Regions from separate parts of the Homo sapiens genome. Here region 1 is linked to region 2. A link is a loop called in an ENCODE intact Hi-C map of the cell type or tissue named here. Cell type or tissue: mammary epithelial cell. All regions are shown on one strand. Region 1 overlaps VPS53 (VPS53 subunit of GARP complex). Region 2 overlaps VPS53 (VPS53 subunit of GARP complex).

Region 1 (8,000 bases), 180 kb before region 2:
CGTGCGTCAATGAGGGCAGCAGCTTCCAAACAGACACCTGGGGAAACCTGGAAATCTTCAGTGATGTTTTGGTGGAGTGAGAACCTCTACAAAGGTTTGATTCTAACTTCACTTTTAAAATGCATTTAGTTTTAGTTCTAAAAACTAAACATTAAAAATGGTAATAACGCAACGCGCATCCTCAAATGTCTTCTGGGGGCAAATGTAAGATGTCGGAGGCCCTTGCTTCTGTTAACCTCTTTCTCCAAGGGCTGTTCACGGCCATGAAGACTTCAGGAGACAAGGAGCCTGTTACCATCTCTGTTTAATTGAAGAGCCTCTACCATTGCAAGAAGAGCTGTTTAAAACAAAACAAAATGGATACTATTTGAAAATTCTTAGCTGGATTAAATCAAGATTTCTCTATTCTGTGCAACCCAGAAGTAAACTGGGGTTGATACACACACATTTTCATCCATAACCTTGGTTTAAAGTGCTTCCTATTTGCTGGAATAGTTTTCAATGCTTTTACTGATTTCTTCTGAAAAATATTTGAACTCATAAAATGTATTCATAAAATACTTTTATCTATTTTGTATAGAGGGAATCCAATGTAAAATTTTGTCCCATAAATTTGAAAACTGCTGGTGAAGTACAAAAGGCATGGATGTTGGAATGAAGGCTGGAGCCAAATCCTGGCTCGCCCCCTTACTAGTCACATAGCAAATCCTGGCTCACCCCTCACTAGTCACATATCAAATCCTGTCTCACCCCTCACCAGTCACATATCAAATCCTGCCTCACCCCCTTACTAGTCACATATCAAATCCTGCCTCACCCCCTTACTAGTCACATATCAAATCCTGGCTCACTCGTCACTAGTCACATATCAAATCCTGGCTGGCTCACCCCTTACTAGCCACATATCAAATCCTGGCTGACCCCTCACTAGGTACATATCGAATCCTGGCTCACCCCTCACTAGTCACATATTGAATCCTGGCTCACCCCTCACTAGTCACATGTCAAATCCTGGCTCACCCCTCACTAGTCACATATCAAATCCTGGCTGACCCCTTACTAGTCACGTATCGAATCCTGGCTGACCCCCTGACTAGTCACGTATCAAATCCTGGCTGACCCCTTACTAGTCACATATCAAATCCTGGCTCGCCCCTCAGTAGCCACATATCAAATCCTGGCTCACTCCTCACTACTCACATATCGAATCCTGGCTCACCCCTCACTAGTCACGTATGGAATCCTGGCTCGCCCCTCACTGGTCACGTATCGCATCCTGGCTCGCCCCTCACTGGTCACGTATCGAATCCTGGCTCGCCCCTCACTGGTCACGTATTGAATCCTGGCTCACCCCTCACTTGTCACGTATTGAATCCTGGCTCACCCCCTTACTAGTCACATATCAAATCCTGGCTCGCCCCTCACTAGCCACATATCAAATCCTGACTGGCTAACCCCTCACTAACCACATATCAAATCCTGACTGGCTCCACCCCTCACCAGTCACATATCAAATCCTGGCTCGCCCCTCACCAGTCACATATCAAATCCTGGCTCGCCCCTCACCAGTCACATATCAAATCCTGGCTCGCCCCTCACCAGTCACATATCAAATCCTGGCTCGCCCCTCACCAGTCACATATCAAATCCTGGCTCGCCCCTCACCAGTCACATATCAAATCCTGGCTCGCCCCTCACCAGTCACATATCAAATCCTGGCTCGCCCCTCACCAGTCACATATCAAATCCTGGCTCGCCCCTCACCAGTCACATATCAAATCCTGGCTCGCCCCTCACCAGTCACATATCAAATCCTGGCTCGCCCCTCACCAGTCACATATCAAATCCTGGCTCGCCCCTCACCAGTCACATATCAAATCCTGGCTCGCCCCTCACTAGTCACATATCAAATCCTGTCTCGCCCCTCACTAGTCACATATCAAATCTTGGCTGACCCCTTACTAGTCACATATCGAATCCTGGCTCGCCCCTCACTAGTCACATATCAAATCCTGGCTTGTCCCCTTGCTAGTCACGTATCAAATCCTGGCCGACCCCTTACTAGTCCCATATGAAATCCTGGCTGACCCCTTACTAGTCACATATTGAATCCTGGCTGACCCCTTACTAGTCACACATCGAATCCTGGCTCACCCCTCACTAGGCACATATCCTTGGGCCTGTCACTTACCCTCTTTGAGCCTCCAAGTCCCGTCCACTAAACGGAGCTTAACTTAGCAGGAATTTCATCCGATGAGATAATGTATCCAGGACACAGTAAATACACAGTTACCTTTTCCTTCCCACCCCACCAACATGTACAGATAGCACTGAATTGCCCAGGCCCTCTCATGACCTAAGATACCACATGCAGGCCACACAGCAGCTGGACTGTGCAGCCAGGGCCCAGGGCTACCCCAACTGACCTCCACTCCCCTCAGCACCCTCCTCTGGCCTCCGAGCTAGCCAGCTGCTGATCCAAAGCTCTGGATCCTTTAGGGCTGTGCAAAGATGTGACAGGCATGGGTATGAGGCTGTGGGGGACTCTGTGTGTAAACTGATGTTTCTTTGTATAGCATTTGATATTCGGTGTGGGTATGAGGTTGTGGGGGGCTCTGTGTGTAAACTGATGTTTCTTTATACAGCATTTGATATTGGGTGTAGGTATGAGGCTGTGGGGGACTCTGTGTAAACAGATGTTTTCTTTATATAGCATTTGATATGTATTCCATTTGCCTTCTAAAGCCCTCCAGTGGCTGCTCCAGTTGGTCCACTGCAGTGCTTGATTTTGTGAAGAACCCTGTGGAATGTGGTCTCTGGCAGCTGAGAAGTGCCTTCCTTTTCCATCAGCGCAAGGCAAACACATGAAGGGAGCTGGGGTTTCTTGCCACCATTTCACCTGAGACCCCTGAAAGCTGCAGCCCACACTGCAAATACTTTTCTTGGCCCTGGAAGTAGAGGGAAGTTTGTTGAGAAGCTGTTCTTAATTTCTCACTTGTTGAAAAATTACCCAAAACAGGAGGCAAGACAATTGTGCAAATTCCATTTGATGACTGAGCAGAAGCTCCCAGAACCCTCGGATGAAGTGAGCAGCATTCCCAGGAGGCGGGACGTTGGACGCTATTTTTATTTTAACATCTCATATTGCCCCAGGTTCTCTGAGTCAACACCCTCAAAGGGGACAGACAGAAACAGAAAGGAACTTTTGGGCTGATTATAAGGATTCAGCTGGCCTTGGGAAAAGTCTAAACATCTTTGAAACACAATTGGAAAGTAATCCAAACAGCCTGTGAGCTCAGGCTTCCCAGTTAGAACTGCCTGTCCCAAGTTAATCTTGCTTAGTTTTTTGGGGGGCATCATACCTAAAGAAGAAGAAGAAGAAAAAAGGCAAGAATAAGTAAAAGGAAAAAAAAGAAAAAGAAAGGCAGGCAAGAATTTTTGTCCCTGTCGGGAGAAGAGTCTGGTCTGTGGACACCAGACACCTAAGCAAGTTTCTTGGAAGGGAGGCTTTGGCAACCCTCGCAATTCGCATTCACAGGAGACATGCCCTATTTTCCACAACAGGCAGCCTCGCCACCAGCCCCAGGAGGGAGGAAGCTCTCTTCTCAGTGTCTGCAGGTTTATCCCTAAATGCTACGGAAGCAGCAGCTGCCAGGGGAAGGGGATACTGCTCAGTCTTTTAAAACTCTCGTGTAAGCTTGATATTACAGTCATGACCTAAAAAGGCAAAGACCAGATATGCGGAGCTCGCTGCGGATGTAGCCTGCACACGGCCGCAGGATTTGTCACCACTCATCCATGTTTAAAAAAGCCAGTCCAGGCAAGACAGCCACAGGCTCCCGCCCACAAGTGATCACGAACACACTTCACACTGCCTTATGGCAGAGCAAGTGCATATAGCCCGGTCTTGTGTGACCTTCACAGCCAATATTCATTATAATCCCCTCTCACCAATATTGAAAATGGATGCTCAGGGGATCAGTGACTCGCCTGGTGTCAAAGTGCCAGGTCCAAATCAAGACCTGCAGATCAAGTCTTCTGTGGATGCTTCCAATCCCAGGCTGCTTTCATTTCTGATGGACACGTCCTTCATGTCCCACAGATCCATGGATCGCCGGCATCTTCCCTCCTGTTCACATAGGTGAGAAGGAAGGAGCTGGCAGGCAATGCCCTTCCAGGTGGGCTACAGGGAAGGTTCTTTTCTCATTAGGTTGATCCCTTGGCTTCCCTAGTAAAGTGGGGAGCTGTTGAAAAGAAAGAATGGAAACGAGGTAATGATCCTGGAGCCTAATGGAAGGGCCGCAGCCAGTTTTCCCCTGTTGAAAGGACACAGGACTTCCCGAAGAGTTTTCATGGCAAAAACGTCCAACCAGCTACTAAGGAAACAGGATGGACTCATGCGTGCAGGAGAGAAATCACTAAAGGACACAAGACTTCCCAAAGAGTTTTCATGGCAAAACGTCCATCCAGCTACTAAGGAAACAGGATGGACTCATGCGTGCAGGAGAGAAATCACTTGGCCGTCACTGGAAGAGCAGGCTGTGATGGGAACGGTAAGGACAGAGAAGGGAAGGTTCACAGGATAGAAATTCACAGGGCAAGTAGGGTTCCAAGTCAGAAGCAAAACACTTTACACAACATTACAGACAGGCTCCACTGCAACTGGGCAGGTCAGGACTGGGCTCAGTCGGCCACATTCTGCTCCCACGCGTTGCTTCCTTAGACTGTCAGGGAAGGGAGAAGGGCAGCCACCAGGAGCGGCCAGGGTCACGGACTTGCTACTTCTTTCCTAGAGTCTGTTCTGTTTTCTGTCAGCAGTAAGGAAATACATTCTAGCAAATGACATCCAGTAATGCTTTAATTAACTGCAGTATTTTGTGCTCCAACATGCAGGCAGAAATCACTTCCAGATGGAGAAAATGAAAGCTATTTACACAAAGAAGCAATCCCTTTATTTTAAGGAAATTTATATCTCCCAAAGGTGTAGAACTTCGAGGGTCCAAGAGGCTATTCTGATGAATACTAAAACAGGACTGGGAATTTTTATTTAATATATAAAATGTCATCGTACCCTTCATGTAGGCCAGCATTTCAGGTGTCCATGTTTCTAAGGCTTTTGCTTAAATTGCCCATTGGAGCTCTATTTTATTTTTAGGAATCTGACTTGGAGTAGACGAGAAGTGTGAGACACTTGCTGTCACCCTCAAGCAGGCAGGTTGTTCTGAGTGCTCTTCCTAGCGAAGGAATCCCATTTCCAGCAGGTTATTCCGAGTGCTCTTCCTAGCGAAGGAATCCCATTTCCAGCAGGTTATTCCGAGTGCTCTTCCTAGGGAAGGAATCTCATTTCCAGCAGGTTATTCCGAGTGCTCTTCCTAGGGAAGGAATCCCATTTCCAGCAGGTTATTCCGAGTGCTCTTCCTAGCGAAGGAATCCCATTTCCAGCAGGTTATTCCGAGTGCTCTTCCTAGCGAAGGAATCCCATTTCCAGCAGGTTATTCCGAGTGCTCTTCCTAGCGAAGGAATCTCATTTCCAGCAGGTTATTCCGAGTGCTCTTCCTAGCGAAGGAATCCCATTTCCAGCAGGTTATTCCGAGTGCTCTTCCTAGCGAAGGAATCTCATTTCCAGCAGGTTATTCCGAGTGCTCTTCCTAGCGAAGGAATCCCATTTCCAGCAGGTTATTCCGAGTGCTCTTCCTAGGGAAGGAATCTCATTTCCAGCAGGTTATTCCGAGTGCTCTTCCTAGCGAAGGAATCCCATTTCCAGCAGGTTATTCCGAGTGCTCTTCCTAGCGAAGGAATCCCATTTCCAGCAGGTTATTCCGAGTGCTCTTCCTAGCGAAGGAACCCCATTTCCAGCAGGTTATTCCGAGTGCTCTTCCTAGGGAAGGAACCCCATTTCCAGCAGGTTATTCCGAGTGCTCTTCCTAGGGAAGGAACCCCATTTCCAGCAGGTTATTCCGAGTGCTCTTCCTAGGTAAGGAATCCCATTTCCAGCAGGTTATTCCGAGTGCTCTTCCTAGGTAAGGAATCCCATTTCCAGCAGGTTATTCTGAGTGCTCTTCCTAGCCAAGGAATCCCATTTCCAGCAGGTTATTCTGAGTGCTCTTCCTAGCCAAGGAATCCCATTTCCAGCAGGTTATTCTGAGTGCTCTTCCTAGGGAAGGAACCCCATTTCCAGCAGGTTATTCCGAGTGCTCTTCCTAGAGAAGGAACCCCATTTCCAGCTGTGCACATGCAGCATTTCCCCTGGCATTCTTTCAACAGGGAACCAGGTCTCCTCATCCGATGGCAATTCAGGAAGGGTTGGTGTCATACCCTGCATCGAGCAGCAGCCTCGGACCTGCCCCCACGCTCTGCGTGCCCTGTACTGGTCATGCTGGTCTCAGCTTGTCTGCTCTCAGTCCTGTCTGATCTGCACAGAGGAGCCACCCTAGACATAAGAAATCAGGCACCCCTTCTCGGGGGTGGGCAGAGCCCTGGGTACTGGCTCTTTGTTCTTCGAGAGAGGAAGGAGTGGCGGTAGTTAGCTTCAATCCCTGAGCTGGGTTTGGAGATCAGAACACCTTGTCCATTGCGGCTCCTGTTTCATTGTTAAGAGTCCACACAGGATGTTCTCTGGCCTGGACACCGCTAAGCCAGCTTTCAGACAAGTCCCCTCAGTAAGAGCAGAGTGAACTCTTTATTGATTATACAAATTACCACTATTTATTTTAAACCCAAAGTGACTTCAAAGTTGTTTTTTGGTTTTTAAAGGGGCTACAGAAAATGGACTGAGGGGAAGGAATGGGCACAATATCTAGGTCTAGCTGAATCACAGAGCTGTTAGCTGCTGCTTTCATCCACAGGTACTCCTTTTACCTTATTATTTTTTAGAGAGTCTTGCTCCGTCACCCAGGCAGGAGTGCAATGGCATGATCTCGGCTCACTGCAGCCTCTGCCTCCTGGGTTCAAGCGATCCTCCTGCTTCAGCCTCCTGAGTAGCTGGGATTACAGGCGCCCACCACCACGCCTGGCTAATTTTGTATTTTTAGTAAAGACAGGGTTTCACCATGTCGGCCAGGCTGGTCTCGAACTCCTGACCTCACATGATCCACCTGCCTCGGCCTCCCAAAGTGCTGGGATTACCAGTGTGAGCCACCATGCCCGGCCTATTTTTTAATAGAGATGGGGTCTCACTCTGTTGCCCAGGCTTGTCTTGAAGTCCTGGGCTCAAGCAATCTTCCCACCTCAGCCTCTCAAAGCACTGGCATTACAGGTGTGATGCCACAGTACCCGGCCTAGGGTGCCCCTTTGATACGTTATTTTTGAAGTGATGTTAATAAATAAAGCTTCTGCTTGGGGGTTGGTCATCAAAACAAGAAGAATCCTCATCAGTATGGAGAGAGCCCAATCCTGGGCATGGTCCCCACCACCACCAAAAGTCTTTTTTTTTTAACTGAGTCTCACTCTGTCTCCCAGGCTGGAGTGCAGTGGCGGGACCTCGGCTCACTGCAACCTCCGCCTCCCGGATTCAACTGATTCCCCTGCCTCAGCCTCCCAAGTAGCTGGGATTACAGGCACCCGCCACCTGCCTGCTTTTTTTTTTTTTTTTTTTGTATTTTTAGTAGAGATGGGATTTTGCCATGTTGGCCAGGCTGGTCTCAAACTCGTGACCTCATGTGATCCGCCCACCTCGGCCTCCCAAAGTGCTGGGATTACAGGCGTGAGCCACCGCGCCTGACCCAACACAAGTTTAAAATGAAAGCTGTTATCAGTAGAGAATCTTCACCACGTTGGCACCAGCTCAAGTGTAGTGTCGGCGCACTTTTAGCTTAGAGTCAGAAAAATAGACATGTATGAAAATGCGTGGCAGGAGCCCTTCCATAAAGCAAATCTCTCTGTTGCAGTGGTTCTTAACAAGGTGTAAACGTTATAACTACCTATGGAACTTTTAAACCTGTATGCCAGGCCCCATCCAAACTTACTGACTCAAAATCTCCGGGCATCTGTTTTTTTGTTTG
Region 2 (8,000 bases):
CACAGAAGGCATGTCTGGCAAATCTGCTAATGATAAAGTGGGGAGGTCATCAAGGCTCCCAAAGATCTTGATGGGATAAACAATCGAGCAGAACTAGTGGGATGAAACGAAAGCTGAGACACACACGGTCTGACAATTTCAAAGACTCTCTTGCACAAACAGAGGTGGAGAAAGTTTAAATGAAAGTCATATGAAGAAAGACCTGGGACAGTACTGGCCCACAGATGTGTTTTGTTTGCCCTTTGCAGTGTTTGTGAAAAACACTAAGCCAATAGTTAAAAATTGTGAGAGTTACATGAAAATCCGGATTTCCGGCTGCTCTTGAAAAACTGATAGATCTGGCAATTCCAGGTCTGCGTTCAGACGTGACAACAGCTGATTAGAATTCACTTGTGACTATCCCCTTAGGACCTGGTGGATGCATGTGGACACACACCAGCCTGCTTACGCCGCTTAGGTTACTTTCCCAGCTCTGCGGACATCTGTTTGCGACTCTTGACCTGGGGGTTTCAGGTGACTGCCAACTCAGTAGAAGCCAACCATGTAATACGGCTGCCAAAAATCTCAGCAAATCCAAGGTAATGGAAGAATAGTGTCTAAAATAAAAAATCTCAGCAAATCCAAGGTAATGGAAGAACAATGTCTACAATCAAAAATCTCAGCAAATCCAAGGTAATGGAAGAACAGTGTCTAAAATCGGTGGCCCTTAAGTTTTGAAGAGTCACAGACTCCTTAGAAAATCTAGAAAAATCAATAAGTTTTCCTCCCATAAATATGTCTAGACATACAAAAATTTACAGTTAATTTCAGGGACTTGACAGACACTCTGGACCCCCAGTCCCTAAGTTAATGAGCTCGGCCCAGAACAAAGAGGTCAACTGTCTCAGTGTATATGTTGACACAGCATGTCCACTCCTGGGAACCACATTTTAAGAGGGATGCTGACAAACAGCTATCAAGAGCAAGGATGATAAAGGGTCTGGAAATTGCATTATAAAGATGAAGAAACTAAGAATGGTTAGCCTAGAAAAGGGAACACTTAGGAACATAATATCCATTTTCAATTTCAGAAGCTGTAGTAAGGAAAAGGGATTAGGCTTACACCCATCCAGCTGGCAGAACTAAGATCAACAAGAAGTTACAATGAAGTCTATTTCACTGTTTCAGTTCAGTCTAAGAAAGGAGTTTCTCACAACTAAAGCTATAAAACTGAACTAGTCTGTCCTGTGGACCAACAAAGTAGCAAGCTCCCCATCACTGAAAGTAGCCAAGCTTCTGCAAGATAATGAAACGTCAGAGATGTAATACAAAGGACTCCTGAACTGGGTGGAAGATTGTACTACAATTACCTAATCCTTCTTCCAAAGCGAAGGAGTGAGCAATACAGCACCCCCTCCTTATCAGCAGTTCACTTTCTGAGGTTTTAGCCACCTGTAGTTGACTGTGGTCCAAAAATATTACATGGAAAATTCCAGAAACAGACAATTAGTAAATTTTAAATTATGCGCCATTCTGAGTAGTGTGATAAAATCTTGCACCACCCAATTCTGTCCTGACCAGGTCACGAATCATTCCTTCACCCAGTATATCCATGCTGAATACAGCACCTATTAGTCACTTAGCAGCCATCTCGGCTATTACATACAGCTCCAAATCACAAGAGGAGTGATGCTGGCATACTGTCATAATTGTGCTATTTTATTTTTAGTTATTGTGGTGAATCTCTTACTGTGCCTAATTTGCATGCTAAAGTTTATCACAGGTATGTATACATAGGAAAAAATACGGCATATATAGGGTTTGCTACTCTCTGGGTTTCAGGCATCCACTGGGGGTCTTGGAATGTATCCCCCACAGGTAAGTGGGGACGACTTGTAATAATTCTCTTCTCCTCCCAAACCTTACTCTTGTTCTGATCAAAGAAATGGCTACATTGCAGCCAGGCTCCATTGAAGAGACAGAAACTCGGTGGCTGATCCTCTCCTGTGAGTCTGAGAGCTTACTGACGACCGGTCAACGTTGGCCACTCTTGAAACTTCCCACTGCCGGCTTTTTCTTCCTCTAACCCGCCCCTCTATTCACCTCTCTTTCACCTACGTTCAAGCCATCCATTTTAATTCTTGGGAAGCTGCAAAAATTTCATAGCATACCACATCATGTACTTGTTGAATTGACTCATCCACAAAGTTTTAAACGTGGGCATTTAATTAAAGCTTTTGACTGATGATTTCAACAGATAAAAATGGGGAGGATTCCGTGCCATATAAACTTTATAAGAGCATCATCGTCTGGTTAGAAGAGGTCACAGACTAGACCAGTTCAAGCTGGCCCACATAGAAGGTGGTCAAAAAACAAAGACTCTGCAAACGTTTAGCAGAATGTTAACCAAGCGGCTGGTATTTCAGAAACTTCAAGAAGCTCAAGAAATGACCTAATTATGCCTTCAATATTTAAATCATTCCTTACCCCCAAATAATTTTTGAGTCAAAAACATTGCTTTTCAAAAGCAACTTTTCTGCTAAAAATGTCATTTAAGACACCATGAATGTGAAGTCAACACTTTCCCCTTATTTACAGATATAGAAGCACACCTAGCCGGGTGCGGTGGCTCACGCCTGTCATCCCAGCACTTTGGGAGGCCGAGGCGGGCGGACCACAAGGTCAGGAGTTTGAGACCAGCCTGACCAACATGGTGAAACCCTGTCTCTACTAAAAATACAAAAATGAGCTGGGCATGGTGGTGCGCACCTGTAATCCCAGCACTTTGGGAGGCCGAGGCGGGCGGACCATGAAGTCAGGAGTTTGAGACCAGCCTGACCAACATGGTGAAATCCCGTCTCTACTAAAAATACAAAAATTAGCCAGGCGTGGTGGTGCATGCCTGTAATCCCAGCTACTCAGGAGGCTGAGGCAGGAGAGTCGCTTGAACCCAGGAGGCAGAAGTTGCAGTAAGCCGAGATCACACCACTGCACTGCAGCCTGGCTGACAGCGAGACTCTGACTCAAAAACAAAACAAAAAACAAAGAAGCAAGAAGCACATCTAGGCTGGGTATAGCCTAGCAGCCATCTCGGCTATTACATACAGCTCCAAATCACAAGAGGAGTGATGCTGGCATACTGTCATAATTGTGCTATTTTATTTTCAGTTATTGTGGTGAATCTCTTACTGTGCCTAATTTGCATGCTAAAATTTATCACAGGTATGTATACATAGGAAAAAATATGGCATATATAGGGTTTGCTACTCTCTGGGTTTCAGGCATCCACTGGGGGTCTTGGAATGTATCCCCCACAGGTAAGTGGGGACGACTTGTAATAATAAGTGTCTCATGCCTATAATCTCAGCATTTTGGGAGCCCAAGGCAGGAGGATCACTTCAGGCCAGGAGTTCAAGACCAGCCCGGGCAACACAGCAAGAACCCATCTCTACCAAAAATAAAAAATTAAAAATTAAAAATAGCTGTGTGTGGTGGCACATGCCTGTAGTCCTAGCTACTTCGGAGGCTAAGGTGGGAGGATCACTTGGCCCCAGGAGTTCAAGGTTACCGTGAAAAATGATTGCACTCCAGCCTGAGCAACAAGGCAGGACCCTGTCCCTAACATGATAATAATAAATACAAATTTAAAAGCGGCACATCGGTTCTGGTTAAACACAATCAAGATTAAATTTATAAAACGAAAACCTCCTTTTGTCCATATGCCACTCCCTTCTGAGTGTTCTTCAGAAGCTTAGGAAGCGAGTGCTGAAAGCAAACTTCTCTTCTCTTCCAGGGAAGAGGGGAACGTGGGGCCTCTTGACCTACAAAACTCAGTATTTTGGAACATCCGTAATTCCACCAAGTCTGTTGCAGTCAAATAGACTCCTTTTAGCAAACCAGCCAGCCAGGGCTGGAGAGCAAGGCTTTCATACCTAGGAGTTGACAAGGACAGGACCCAAGAGCTCCTTGGAAAAAAAAAAGCTTGTACTTCAGTTTGCATTACAAAGTGCTGGAAAAGACAGATGGGGCCATGACAGGAAAAGCAGTTATTTCTTCTGGGCTTCCTTTCTGTCTGGATTCTAAGGAGACGAATACAAAGTTCCATCACAGATTGAAATGCTATCTAAACATTCTTGAAAATGTGGTCTTGCTCTGTGAAATACGACCTGCTCTGCTGCGGCAACCTGTAACCTATTAATACGGGATGGGGGAGAACGCCGACATTCCTGCAGACTGTCGAATTCTGGGTCTGACTCTGTAATACCGCTAGTTTGCAAGAGTCCAGAACCACAGGTTGAAACGTAAATAACTGAAAGATACACATCTATTATGCACAGCATGACCCAACAAAAAATGCCGATGAATCACTCACTATTTTCACATTCTTGAAATTTTAAACATCTATGACTCCTGCACTGTAAGACTTCTAGTGAGCCATTCCAAATGTAGGCTGAATCACACTGAACAAGCAGTGTTACTATTCCCAGTAGCAGCAAGTTGGGACTCTTAATGCACAAAGCAAGTTCTAAATCACTTTTAAGGAACACCCACTTGCTGATCAAAATGATGTTTTTATGATAAAATGTTTTTGTTTATTTATAATTAATAAACAATCTTAGACAGACAAAATATTCAATACAGTTGCATAAAATGTTGTGGGGGTTTTGCTGTTGCTTTTGGGGATGGGGTCTCGCTCTGTCATCCGGGCTGGAGCGCGGCGGCACCATTACAGCTCACTGAAGCTTGTACTACCACACCCAGCTAATTATTTTACCTTTTCGTAGAGACGTGTATTGCTATGTTGCCGAGGCTGGTCTCAAACTCCTGGCCTCAAGTCATCCTCCCACCTAGGCATCCCAAAGTGTTGAGATTACAGGCATGAGCCATTGTGCCTGGCTCAGTTGAATAAAATGTTATTGCATGTGGCCTATGTGTAGTGAAATAGAAAGATGACAAAGATACAGTTCTTACCTTCCAGGAGCTTACAAACATCAAAGGGATGAGACTTGTTCTCTGGTAAGTCAAGGGAGACCCCAAAAGCCAAATGAAAAGTACAAGAATGGGGCTGTGGGATTTATGGAGAAAGGACATCGAGGGACACTGGAATCCATTTTCTCCTCTGTAAAATGAGGGGAGGGGCCCAGATGAGTTTCAAATCCTTTCCAGTTCAAAATTCTGATTCCTTGGTGTATTCAGATAAGGTCCATGGAAAACATCGTCAAGAAACTAGTATCTGAGCTGGTCCTTGGATGGGTAAGATTGGGAAATGCGGCGGCTTAAAGAAATAGGAGGAAAAGCATTTCAAGCACAAAAGAGTCTGTAAGCACAGGTCCAGAAAGCACAGGCATGCTCGTAGAGCACAAAGTCTTCAGTGTAGACAGAACACAAGAGGAGGCAAAACTGGAATTGGAGACCAGAATTTTGAATGCCAAGCAAAGGAATTTGGATTTCTTTTTTTTTTTAAACAGGGTCTCACTCTGTTTCCCAGGCTGGAGTGCAGTGGCGCGATGATGGCTTACTGCAGCCTCGAACTTCCTGGCTCAGCTGATCTTCCTGTCTCGGCCTCCTCAGTAGCTGGGACTACAGGCACAGGCCACCACCATGCCCAGCTAATTTTGTACTTTTTGAAGATGCAGGGTTTTGTCATGTTGCCCAGGCTGGCCTTGAACTCCTAGGCTCAAGTGATCTCCCCGCCTCGGCCTCCCAAAGTGTTGGGATTGCAGGTGTGGGCCACCATGCCTGGCCTTGGATTTCATTTAGTGGCCAGAGCTGATACGGTGTCTGAAGAGGTAGACAATACGATCAAACACAGATTAGGACAGCTAAGCAGCAGAATGCAGCTGGAGTGCTTGAGGCTGCCCTGTCCCTCTGTAGGACCCCTCTGAAGGTCCCATTTACATGGGCCTCATCTGCCAAAGAAGCCATGCTTCATGAAATATACCTCAACAGACAAAACGAGGTAACGAGGGCTAAAAAAAATACAGGAGTCCAGAAAACCAGAACAGTTTTAGGAACCTAATGTGTCTACACACAAATTCTGATGATGACAAGAAGGCCAGCTACTCACAAACAGGCCAAAGGAAACTGGCTATCAAATGGAAAGTGACTATAAAGTGGAAAAATGGAAAAAGAAAGTGATATAAAGTAGTAAAAATAGACAGATGGGAAAACTACAGATGTAAAAGAAAGAGACTCCTAATATCTGTAAGCAACTGGCAGAAGGAAACAGAAATATCAGAGATCTGGAAATTTCAGCGTAGGATTATATGCTCCTCCCACTCCAAATCTGGGCAGCAGGATGAACATTTTTAGAAATTAGCTGTCCTAAAAAATGTCAAAGAGGAGAAATCACAGCATTGAAGCAATTGCAAAGAAGCAGTCCTGACCTGAGTTAGTGCTGATAAGGGAGGACAGGACATGGCAAGAGAGGACGGCTAGAAAGGCAAGCTCAGCATTTCTACTACAACAGCCATTCTGAAATACGATGCCTCAACAGAAGAACAGAATCAAATAAAAAGGGAAATGGTTCACAGATAACATCTGGCCCCTCAATTATTAAAGAGTATCTCCTCCCTACACACTTTTCCCTTCATTGCCTCCAACAGCCTCCTTAACTAGATCCAGTAAGACTTACTTCATTCCCTCCAATGGCCTCCTTAACTAGATCCAATAAGACTTATAAAACTTTTTTTTTTTTTTTTTTTTGAGACAGTCTCACCCCTGTCGTCCATGCTGGAGTGCAGCGGTGCAATCTCGCCTCACTGCAACCTCTGGCTCCTGGGTTCAAGTGACTCTCATGCCTCAGCCTCCTGAGTAGCTGGGATTACAGGCGTGAGCCGCTGTGCCCGCTGTGCCCGGCCAACTTGTAAAATTTTTTAATGAATCTTGAGTCACCTGCCTGCTGGCAAAGCGAGGTACGAGGAAATGGTAACTATGTCAGGTTACTATCTTTTACAGCCACAAAATATCAAAACCCCAACAACTCAGCTGACGAATGCAGCAACCTCATTTAGCCACAGCCCACAAAATAAAAGAGGGCACAAGAGATGCCCGACACGAAGGAGAAAGACAAGGAAGCCCCAGTGTTCTCATCTGGCCTCGGGTGAGCGGTGCCACAGTTCACGGTCCTGGTCCAAGGGACACTGAGGGACAGCACGTGGCTGCTGTGGGCGCCTGCCCTGTCTTGTCCTGCCATGTATGAAACGGATCAATCGGAAAGTGCTCTGCAAGAGGGCACATCGACGTTTTGGTCATCTGGTTGCCGGGAGAAACCAGGGGAGCATAGGTAATATGGAGGAATGAGTTACTTACTTGCCGTCCATCCTGCCCCACGTTCGTCTGACCTCTTACAACAGTTCGAATATTGTCATCCAGTCTCCTAGCAAAACAGTTCAAGGATACAGTCATTCAAATAATCTTTATTCTAGGTTGACCAAAAGAAAAAAAGTAAAAAGTAATTTATTCATCAACTTCTGCAGACTGCACCTAATTGTCCAGAAAACCAAACATGTGTGAGTGGCATCAGGCAGGAGGAGGGCAGCGACAGCCGTGCGGGAAGTCAAGCCCAGTGCAGGCTGATGCATCGCCTTGTTGTTAAAAATGCCTATTTTCACTTAATAGTCAGAGCTATCTGAAAGGACTAATAAAATCTGCAGGATTTTTCATGGAGTACATCAGGAATGACAAAGTTCCGGAGCCTTTACGTGAACATGCCAGATAACTCAAATTACCTCACACACAATCCCTTTCTCGGTCCCCTTATGAGGCGGAAAGAGCCAGAGTGATAGATGGAATCAGTGCTTCCGGGCCCTGATCATGCAATCCATGCCTGAGGCAGATCTACGGCTTCCAGCTCCTCTGCCCCCACGGTTCACAATGTTTAATCATGGGCCACCACCCAACCCACCAGCAGATCTGACATGGTTAGCTGTTATGTGACCAAGGGATACACATATAAGCCCATCTTCATGTCTAAGCCTTGGGAACACAAAAACAGGTAAATCCACAAAAACAGGGAAATA

What was found. A loop is a pair of places that touch in the nucleus more often than their neighbours do. Peaks named below come from ENCODE experiments on the same cell type or tissue, not always from the same donor. Only the 100,000 strongest peaks of a DNase experiment are listed, where the experiment ranks them.
Region 1: it touches region 2 in a loop (3-fold over the local background); 3 of 110 quality-filtered maps call a loop at or near these places.

What each region holds. Positions count from the first base shown.
Region 1 is chr17:508,382-516,381 of GRCh38, forward strand. VPS53 (VPS53 subunit of GARP complex) reads right to left here. Exons shown (of 22, transcript NM_001128159.3): 22 at 287-8,000. Among named protein-coding and RNA genes, the nearest start is that of VPS53-AS1, 10 kb to the right of the region's middle. In mammary epithelial cell, no CTCF peak of the experiment used is centred here; DNase peaks (open chromatin) are centred at 3,130 and 3,790.
Region 2 is chr17:690,128-698,127 of GRCh38, forward strand. VPS53 (VPS53 subunit of GARP complex) reads right to left here. Exons shown (of 22, transcript NM_001128159.3): 4 at 7,291-7,357. Among named protein-coding and RNA genes, the nearest start is that of VPS53, 21 kb to the right of the region's middle. In mammary epithelial cell, no CTCF peak of the experiment used is centred here; DNase peaks (open chromatin) are centred at 1,464, 2,194 and 4,334; H3K27ac peaks cover 3,573 bases.